Linked DNA regions of Homo sapiens: region 1 is linked to region 2. The links are chromatin loops, found by intact Hi-C in ENCODE. Cell type or tissue: mammary epithelial cell. All regions are shown on one strand. Each heading gives the region's core, and the rest is flanking DNA. Links, peaks and the distances in the headings are about the cores only.

Region 1 (4,399 bases), core at 179-4,178, 91 kb after region 2:
GAAAGATGGGTTCTTCCGTTAAACTCTGAGAGTGCACAAACAGGCCTGATGCGACCTGGATCATGGGTGCAGGGGTACTGCATAAAGGTCAAAGAGCACGCAAGAGGCTGTGACGCAAATGAGATGACAAGACAAAGAGAAGTTGGGGCCACGACCTCTCATGGCACAGAGACTTAGGAGACCAGCTGAGCAAAGTGGGGACTCCTTATTATGTGGTCTGTGAACCTGGACAGGAGAGAAAATTCCACCTTATTTGTTCTAACCTTCAACTGAAATGTTTCACTTCTTTTCAATATGTACACAGACCACAAATCACAGAAGCATTAGCAGGCTGCATGACTTTGCCCCTAAAAGAAATCAAATATTTGTATATCCTAGGGATGCCCTATGGTACCATTTTCACTCATTACTACTTCAAAATTATTATATTTTTAGCACCTACCTCATATCATTCTAATTGACTATTAGAGAAATACATCCATTACTGTAGTATAATTCCAAAAAAAAAAAAAAATTGGTATGTAGTTGGTTTCCCTTGAAACCCCACATATTTTATCTTATGGATTTAAAACTATCCTCAGGAAGGAATCCATAGGCTTCACCAGACTGTCAAAGGTCCGTCTGCCAGAAGCCCTGGCTTAAAGGGACAGGCAAGCTGTGACACAAGCCAGCCTGTTTTTTACAGCTCTACTGGATCTATCCCAGAGTCTGCCACCTTCTGTCTGCACCTCTTCCCAAGGAAGAGGCAACTGAGGCAGACAACATAGGTGGGGAAGGTCCCCCAGGTACATTCAGCAGCTAAGCTCTTCCTCCTAGGTGTCTTTAGGCACAGACTGCAGCTCATAAACCAAGTCCATCAGCCTAGCCTGCCAGGAAGAATCCATGACCTTGGGCCTGGATTGAGATATACAAGGCCGAGGGATCATCTTCTCCAGGAGACTGGGCCCCCCATCCAGCCTCATGGCTGGGTGTCACCAGGCCCATGACCTGCCTCTAAAGTCACTTTGCAGTCATCTTTTTTTCTTTACTTCCTTCCTTCCTTCCTTCCTTCCTTCCTTCCTTCCTTCCTCCCTCCCTCCCTCCCTCCCTCCCTCCCTCTCTCTCTCTTTCTTTCTTTCTTTCTTTTGAGATGGAGTCTCACAATGCCACCCAGGCTGGAGTACAGTGGCAAAATCTCAGTTCGCTGCAACCTCCGCCTCTGGGGTTTCAGTGATTCTCCTGTCTCAGCCTCCCCAGTAGCTGGGATTACTGGTGCCTACCACCACACCTGGCTAATTTTTCTGTATTTTTAGTACAGATGGGGTTTCACCATGTTGGCCAGTCTGGTTTTGAACTTCTGACCTCAGTGATCCTCCTGCCTTGGACTCCCAAAGTGCTGGGATTACAGGCATGAGCCACCGTGCCTGGCCACAGTCATCTTTTATAGACAGCAATAGAAGTGCTGGAATGAGACAGTCACACTGGCTGAAAAGCAAAGTAATACATTCTTTTACAGAGGGCCTGAGAAGGACAACTAACCTCTCGTTAAAAACAGCAACACTTGTTACAGGCTGAAGGGCTAGGCACTGTGCAAAGGGCCAGGCACTGTTCAAAGTCATTTATTCATCTTCACAAAATCCCTAGAGAGTCAGAGGTTTTTTTCAATGTCCATGTTAATCTCTGCTTTCTAGATGAAGAAAAAGAGGTTCTGCAAGATCAATCAATGTGTAATATTAATATCTATAATTACCAGTAAATAATTATTGCTTATCAGTATTAATGATTTAGATAATTTTGATACAATATTGTTTATTATATTAATTATAGGAAATTATTACTTACCAATAATATTTATAGTAGCTAATAGTATTAACAATATTGCATCCTGACCTATATCAGATCACAGACTGTGCATTGAACTTTCATTTTTTCATATAATGTTAACCAACCCTCTAAGATGGGTTCCATTATTATAGCTATTTTCCAGATGAAGAAATCAGATACTAAGCACTAGCCCAAGGTCCCCAGCAAGGAGCTGGCTTTCCTTGGAGGACTGGTATTTGAACCTAGTCTTCTCTGACGGAAAGCTCACGTGTTCTCCCTTACATCCAAGGCTTCTGGTCCTCACTGTATCACTTATGTTAATATTAATGTCCCTTTAGCCCTACATATTCTTGACTAGTTGGTATTAGGAAACTAGTCATGGGACCTTCCAGGAAAAGGGAGGGGCAGGCAGCTTCCATGGCTCAAAAGCAGAGCTATGGAGCCTTTTCCTTCAGGCCAGAATCTTGCAGACCTTGCTCTACTATTCCCCATGTCTTCTGCAACTTGAGTCAGCAGCTGAGCAAAAGCCACAAAGACAGTCCCAGGAGGTGTGGTCTGACCAGGAATAAACACAGGCAGGGAACATTTGAACCAAAATGCACAGAAACTTGACAACCAGGACATGCCAGGACACGCCAGCTCATGGCTCATAAAAATTGCAACTTTTATTGTGAACATTCACAGTCACCTGATGAAAATAATAATGATAATAATAAAAATACCTGGTGACACTACCGGGGTTCCCTGGGATTGGGGGGTATAGCATTATGCAAGCTCTACTGTGGAGAAAGAGCTGTGAAACCAAAGGCAAAATGGACATTTTCTTGCCCTTGAAGGGAGGACGTGCAGGGTAGGGTTAAGGGGAGGAATTTCCCTGGCTCATTCCATGACGCCGAGACCAAGGTTAGAAACGAACTGAACCACCTTGTAAAAAGCATTATATATAAAGTCATCTGTTTACCTCTGCCGCTGCTGTCACAAGCCCACGTTCCTATCAAGGGTTTAAAGCAAACACTGTAAGCGGCTAAAAGAACAACATCGTTTCTGATTCTCTCCTAAGACCTAATTCACTTACAAAATAGGTTTATGAAGTTGAAATTATGGGAGGGGAGGAGAAAGGGGAAAGACAAGAACCCTTTTATTTAGCATCTTATTCACAATGAAAATTGGCACAGGAGCCAACCACATACATTAACAGAGCTTGGGCAAGTTTAAAGCTTATGAATACATTTCTGTGGAAAAATGTGAATATGGAAAATCCCCTCTCTTATTTTGCCTTTTCCAAAAAAGCAATGAGTTCTGGGCTCAATGTGTATCCATAACCTCAGTTAGAAATGCCAAGTGGGACTGAGCTGGGAGAGCCCAGGTCTGAAGGGAGACAAGAGTCTGCTACCCTGGAAACCAGAGGAGAGGCAGGAAGGAGGCTGCGAACTCACTCTGAAGTCAGACTTCATCATAAATTGCAGAGGGAGGCCCATCCAGAGTATGCTGAGGTTCTCTGCATCTCTCTGGTGATATAGGTGCTTGCTAGAGAAGACTCATTAAAATTAGAAGAGAGGGAAAGAGATCTGTTTCAAATCTTGCTCAGGATACATCAATTAAAATGCGAGTTATAGGTAGGGCATTGCACATAGCAATAACCAGAAGTCCATTATAAAGATCTTGTCATTGAGTTTTATTCAGAGATTTCTTCCTTGAGGAACATTTACATCTTCAGAAACACAAAGTAATTAACCTTCCTAAAAACTGCATTGAAAATAGAAGTTTCTGCCAATATTCTTCTTGCTTTAGCAGTGTTACAAGCATTAGGAAATGCTTTCCTTGACAGTGTCTCTAGCAAAAAAGGGATCTGACAAGTTATTCACAGAGGGGAAAGGAGTTTAGAGATAAACAGACTAAAGAAGTTGTCAACATCTTCAGCACACCATCCATCAGTATATTTGTCTTCCATCCATCCATCCATCCATCCATCCATCCATCCATCCAACCATTCATCCACCCAACCATTCATCCGTCCACCCATCCATTTATCAATCCACCTGTCCTTCCCTCAACAAATATTTATTGAGGGCCCAAAAGGCACTTGCCTATGCATATGCAAATGTCTGTAGAAGGTCTGGGAAAACACTCACAATCCCTGAAACTCATCTTCACTGCTTAGCCTGAAGAGCTACAGCATTGTTGGTCCTGAGAGATCCAGCACGTATAAAGGCTATGAAGTAGGGAAGAGATCACTTATGACACAAATGGAATTCTAAGAAAATACAGAAGCAACCACTTTGCCAGAAAAGATCAAATAAGAAAATCTAATAATCAGAAAGAAACAGTTAACATATTTCTAGGAAGCACTTGGCAAGTACTTATTGAGCATCCACTATGGGGTGGGCTCTGGACTGGGCCCTGGGAAAACAGATGTTTCTTCTATACCCATCCTCACAGCACTCCTCAAGTCTAACTGGGAAGGCAGACAGGAAACAACATATGCACCTTGCCATAAGTGCTGCAGGCTCTGTGAGAGCTGGTGCCAAAGCATATATTGGTCTGCAAGCTTGGACAGAAAGTGGCATGTGCAAAGGCCCCAGGGTGAGAACTAACT
Region 2 (4,399 bases), core at 275-4,274:
GCCGATTATAGCATACATGATAACCACGTTTATTAAGCACATACTGTGCTGATTACTCTAAGCAAAAATTAATTCATTTGGTCCTCTTCACAATACTGTAAAGTAGACATGTTTATTATTCCTATTTTATAGAAGAAAGATAAAAGGAACAGGGGGGTTACAGAATTTATCCAAAGCCATCCAGCTCCAAGGAGTAGAAATGGGAATCACATCTTGGTGGTCCGGTCCCAGAAGTGGTGGTTGGAACCCTTTTCTTATGCTGTCTAAGCTTAAGTCCAAGCTACATTAAGCTTACTTTATTGCACATGTAGACTTTAAAAGAAGTTTCGTTGCCCTAGGAAGGCTGAAAAAGCTTTCTAATTAAGTCAACTCCTTCAACTCCGTCCATCATTCAGATATTCCATGTAGGATATTCCTGATGACTGGGTTTATTCAAGTTCTTGCTGAACTAATTGGGTGATTTGATTTCATGCTGGCCCATCCTTAATTAATAAAAATAATTTAATTGCTAGCCCCTTTAACATTTTTGTCTGCACATTTAGAGGTTATGGCAGAGAATGTTACTGTGAACTGTTGTGTTCCAATAGCCATCTTTTGTCTGCTTCTGCATTGGTGGGAGAGGAAAGGGCAAATTTGCAGCCAGTCATGTAATTAGAATTAACCTTGGCTATAAAGACCCGACAGACCAACCAGCCTGATCACTCCAATATTTGTTTGTCTGCACGTGAAATTCGTGTCTTAGATCATGACACAGAAGGAAACCTTCTTTTGAAATTTTTCTCTATACCAATCAAATTGCTCCCTTGGGAAAACATCATAAAGAAATGTCATCAAGTACATTAATAGTAGCATTCACCAGAGCTATTTTTTACAAAGCCACATTTGTCACAAACTCAGATTTTAATGAAAAACAGAATTTTGGTGAGTTGAGTGGTTTTCCCATTATTTTTCAGCTTAAATTTTTTGATAGTCACTGGCCTCATAAATTGAACTTGTATTCAAAAGATTAAGCTAAATTAGTTCAGTAGTTTACAGTTAAGTTAAAACAGAAATACCTACATTTTTCTCTGAGAATCACACACACACACACACACACACACACACACTTTCTCTCTCTCTCTCTCCAACGTCACCTTATTAAAATATTTTTTTTTCTTTTCTCTCTGCTGAGTATTACTCAAAAGTACCTAAAGGTTTAATATTCAAACTTGGCAGTTGTAAAATCCTCCCAGGGGAGGAAATTCAGGAGAATTTAGAGAAAATTGGCTTAGCAATGTGTTTTGAATATAGGCAACAGAACATTTTCTGTTTGGGTACAACTACATCAATGAAACTTGAGTCCGTGGAAGTCTTGTCTGATGCCATTTAGAAGGTTGTCAGAGTTAAGGGAGGCGTTAGAAGAATACCAGTTGGAACAGAGAACTGCCTAAAGGAAAGACTCTATTTCCTTCCATTTCCTGCTGTAGATAAATGAGGACCAAATATAGGAAACCATAAGGTCATTTCAGCAAATAAAAACCAACACACCATTCTGGGTATCGTATATTGTGGTTATTGTTTCTGGTATTTTGCCCAGTGTGATGGATTCAAGCATGGCTGCAAATTCTTTGACGCTTTGACACTCTTCCCACACTCCTAGTTTTGAGTGGGCTCATCACTGCTTTGACCAAGAGATTAAAGTGCAAGTTACACTAGGTGACTTCTGAGGCCAAATCATGCAAGACCAGGCAGCTTCCACCTTGCTTGCTAGAATGCTCACTAGTAGAGCTGTGAGCCTTCATGCAATAGGTCTGACTAACCTGAGGTTGCCATATCGAAGACAATAGCATAGCATAGTGGTTAAGAACACAGACTCTAGAAGTAGAACCCCTGGGTTCAAATCCTGGCTCTACCAACTGCTAACTTTTTAACTGCAGGGCTATTACTTAATGTCTCTGTGTTCCAGTTTCCTCATTTGCAAAATGACGAGACATGATAGACCAGTGCACATGACCTGTCCTCATATCTGTACCTTCCATTGCTTGAAAAAGTAAAATGTGATAATATTTATCAAGTCCTTAGAATAATGTAGGCAAATAATAGACACTGTGGCAGTATCAGTTCAATAAAACATGCACATTATTTTAGATATGCCTTGCAGGTTTAGAAGCAGATTGCACTCAATATGTTTCAGAATCAAGTCATTCTGCGTTTTGGATTGCAGAGAACAGATCCCCATGGCAGCAAGTAAAAAGGTTGCTAAAACTGTGATGGACGTCAGCAATTCAGACCAAAGAAAATTCTAGCATTTAAAAAGCAGGATGCTTCTGAAATACTTCTTTTCCTTGCATTTCTCCTACTACATTCTGGGCTAATGTTTGCTGTGTTTATATCATTGAACCAGACATTTCCCTACTCACGTCCTAGTACTGAGTAAGATATTTGAACTTATAAAATTTAAATTTACCTGTCTAAAATAGTTACCAACAGGTACTCCCTCATCTTCCAGCTTGTCTCACCCTCTGAGGGATTAGGTTATAAAAATGAATGAAATCATCGTTCCTGTTTAGTGGATAATCCCAAGGCTAAAATAAAAAATGGAAGGAGGTGGACAGCAAAGAACATTTAAGGAAAATTGAAGATATATGGGTACAGAGAGACCTAACTAGATATCTCATAGGGCAAATTATTGGCAAACACATCACAGCCTGATTGTGATTCTCCTTCATTCATTTTAAATCAGAATAATAAAAATGGAGCTAAAATTCACTCATCAAAGTACACTTAAGAGATAGGTTAATTATCTAGGGCAAATGTACAAATATACTTGTCTTCTGAGACACCAGTGTCCTAGTCATTTGCCAGTTAGTAATAATTCCCATATCCTGCTCTGGAAACTGCATTTCTCAGGCTGCTTTTCTCCCTGGGTTTCTTGTAGATTTAGGCAAACAGAGGCTCTGTTGGAAGGCTGGAGGGGGGAGATGGAAGAAGCCAGGGTAATTCTCCCCCTCTGTCTGTGCTTCAGATTACATCCCTGGCAATGATTGTCCCCTCTATGATTTAAACTTCCACTGAGAAGACCTCACCATGGCCGTAGCTTCCAAATTCTGGCCCTGGTAACACCATTTACTCCTGCTAACCTTAGAGGTTAATTGCTGTCATTAACATGTGGGTTGCCTCACCATCCCTTCTATGGGTTCCTTGCTCCTCCATATTTCTGTCAAGTCCCTCTATTAAATTCCTTCTGTTTGATACACCTAGAGTAATTTCAGTTTTCCTGACTGTACCTTAGATACTCCACAAGCAATTCTTTATTATTTATGATAAAAAATAGAAAGGAGTAGTGTTGTTTTATTGACCTGACTTTTATAAACAAAACATTTGCCTATATTGAAGATGTTAAACATTCATATTAAGTATGATTTTCTTATTAAATAACTGGGCCATGGTTGTGATACACTTAGGAGTAATTCCATTTAGTGGACATCGGAGTTGAGTTGCTCAAGAGAGTGCATTGCCTCTCAGATGCAGTCAGATCCTCTTACAGTCACCTCATATGGGCTCCTCACTGTGCATTCTCTGTTTTTGTCGTACCAATTGTGTAATATGTCAAACTCATGCATGTCAGAACACGCATAAAAATTCATCACCCAATAGAAAAAGCTACTCTCACCACCATGATTTAACAGATAATTAATCTTTACGCTGATGATTCTTTTCCTCAAGTAACATTTTTATTGACCCTCAGGACTACCAAGACTCGGTAGCAATCTTTCCTCATAAACCATTTTATTTGCTTGCGTGTCATCAATGTGAGTGCCTGGATACAGAATTGAGTGACTGACTCCATCAGGAAATGCTGTCCTGAGGGATCTGAACCTCAGCAGAGAAGCTGGGATCCACAGTCAGAGCTGACTGTTTGCACGGAGGCTTCATTGCAGCTTAGCACATATGAAAAGGTTTTCTGTACTCAGTTGCTGGATGAAGCCGATTGCATCACCAGGAATTCCTGTCCTCTAACACATAGTGACCAACATGCCTTAATAAGCATTTGCTTTTTTTAATTTTCAGGTCAATAACGTAATACTTTCTGTCCATTATGAAACCAGTTTTTAAAAATATCTTTTTTAAGCTAGAAGAAAAGACATAAAATAATAATTCCAGTGCTCTGACTCTGGTATGTCCTGTGCACAAGTAGTCAGTCAGCTTAAGTTAGTGCAAATGATGGGGCAATGTCCATTCTTAAATATGACTGTGTTTCCAAGGCACAGCACCTGGCAAGAGGGGTTGTTGTCAGAGGAAGGAACTTGTATATCCTTCCATGAGGTAGATGCTCTTGGAGGGGGAGGGAAATTGGCTCCATGCAAAGTCAAGGAAGGCCAGCATCCTTTTAGCAAAGTAGAGTGCAGGAGCCAAGGGT

The links. Hi-C counts contacts between places; a loop is a spot of excess contacts. Peaks named below come from ENCODE experiments on the same cell type or tissue, not always from the same donor. Only the 100,000 strongest peaks of a DNase experiment are listed, where the experiment ranks them.
Region 1: it touches region 2 in a loop (2.8-fold over the local background); 1 of 110 quality-filtered maps calls a loop at or near these places.

Annotation. Positions count from the first base shown.
Region 1 is chr20:6,653,010-6,657,408 of GRCh38, reverse strand. No RefSeq gene overlaps it. Among named protein-coding and RNA genes, the nearest start is that of LINC01713, 81 kb to the left of the region's middle. In mammary epithelial cell, for the core only: no CTCF peak of the experiment used is centred there; a DNase peak (open chromatin) is centred at 2,368; H3K27ac peaks cover 2,115 bases.
Region 2 is chr20:6,744,549-6,748,947 of GRCh38, reverse strand. No RefSeq gene overlaps it. Among named protein-coding and RNA genes, the nearest start is that of LINC01713, 11 kb to the right of the region's middle. In mammary epithelial cell, for the core only: no CTCF peak of the experiment used is centred there; a DNase peak (open chromatin) is centred at 1,827.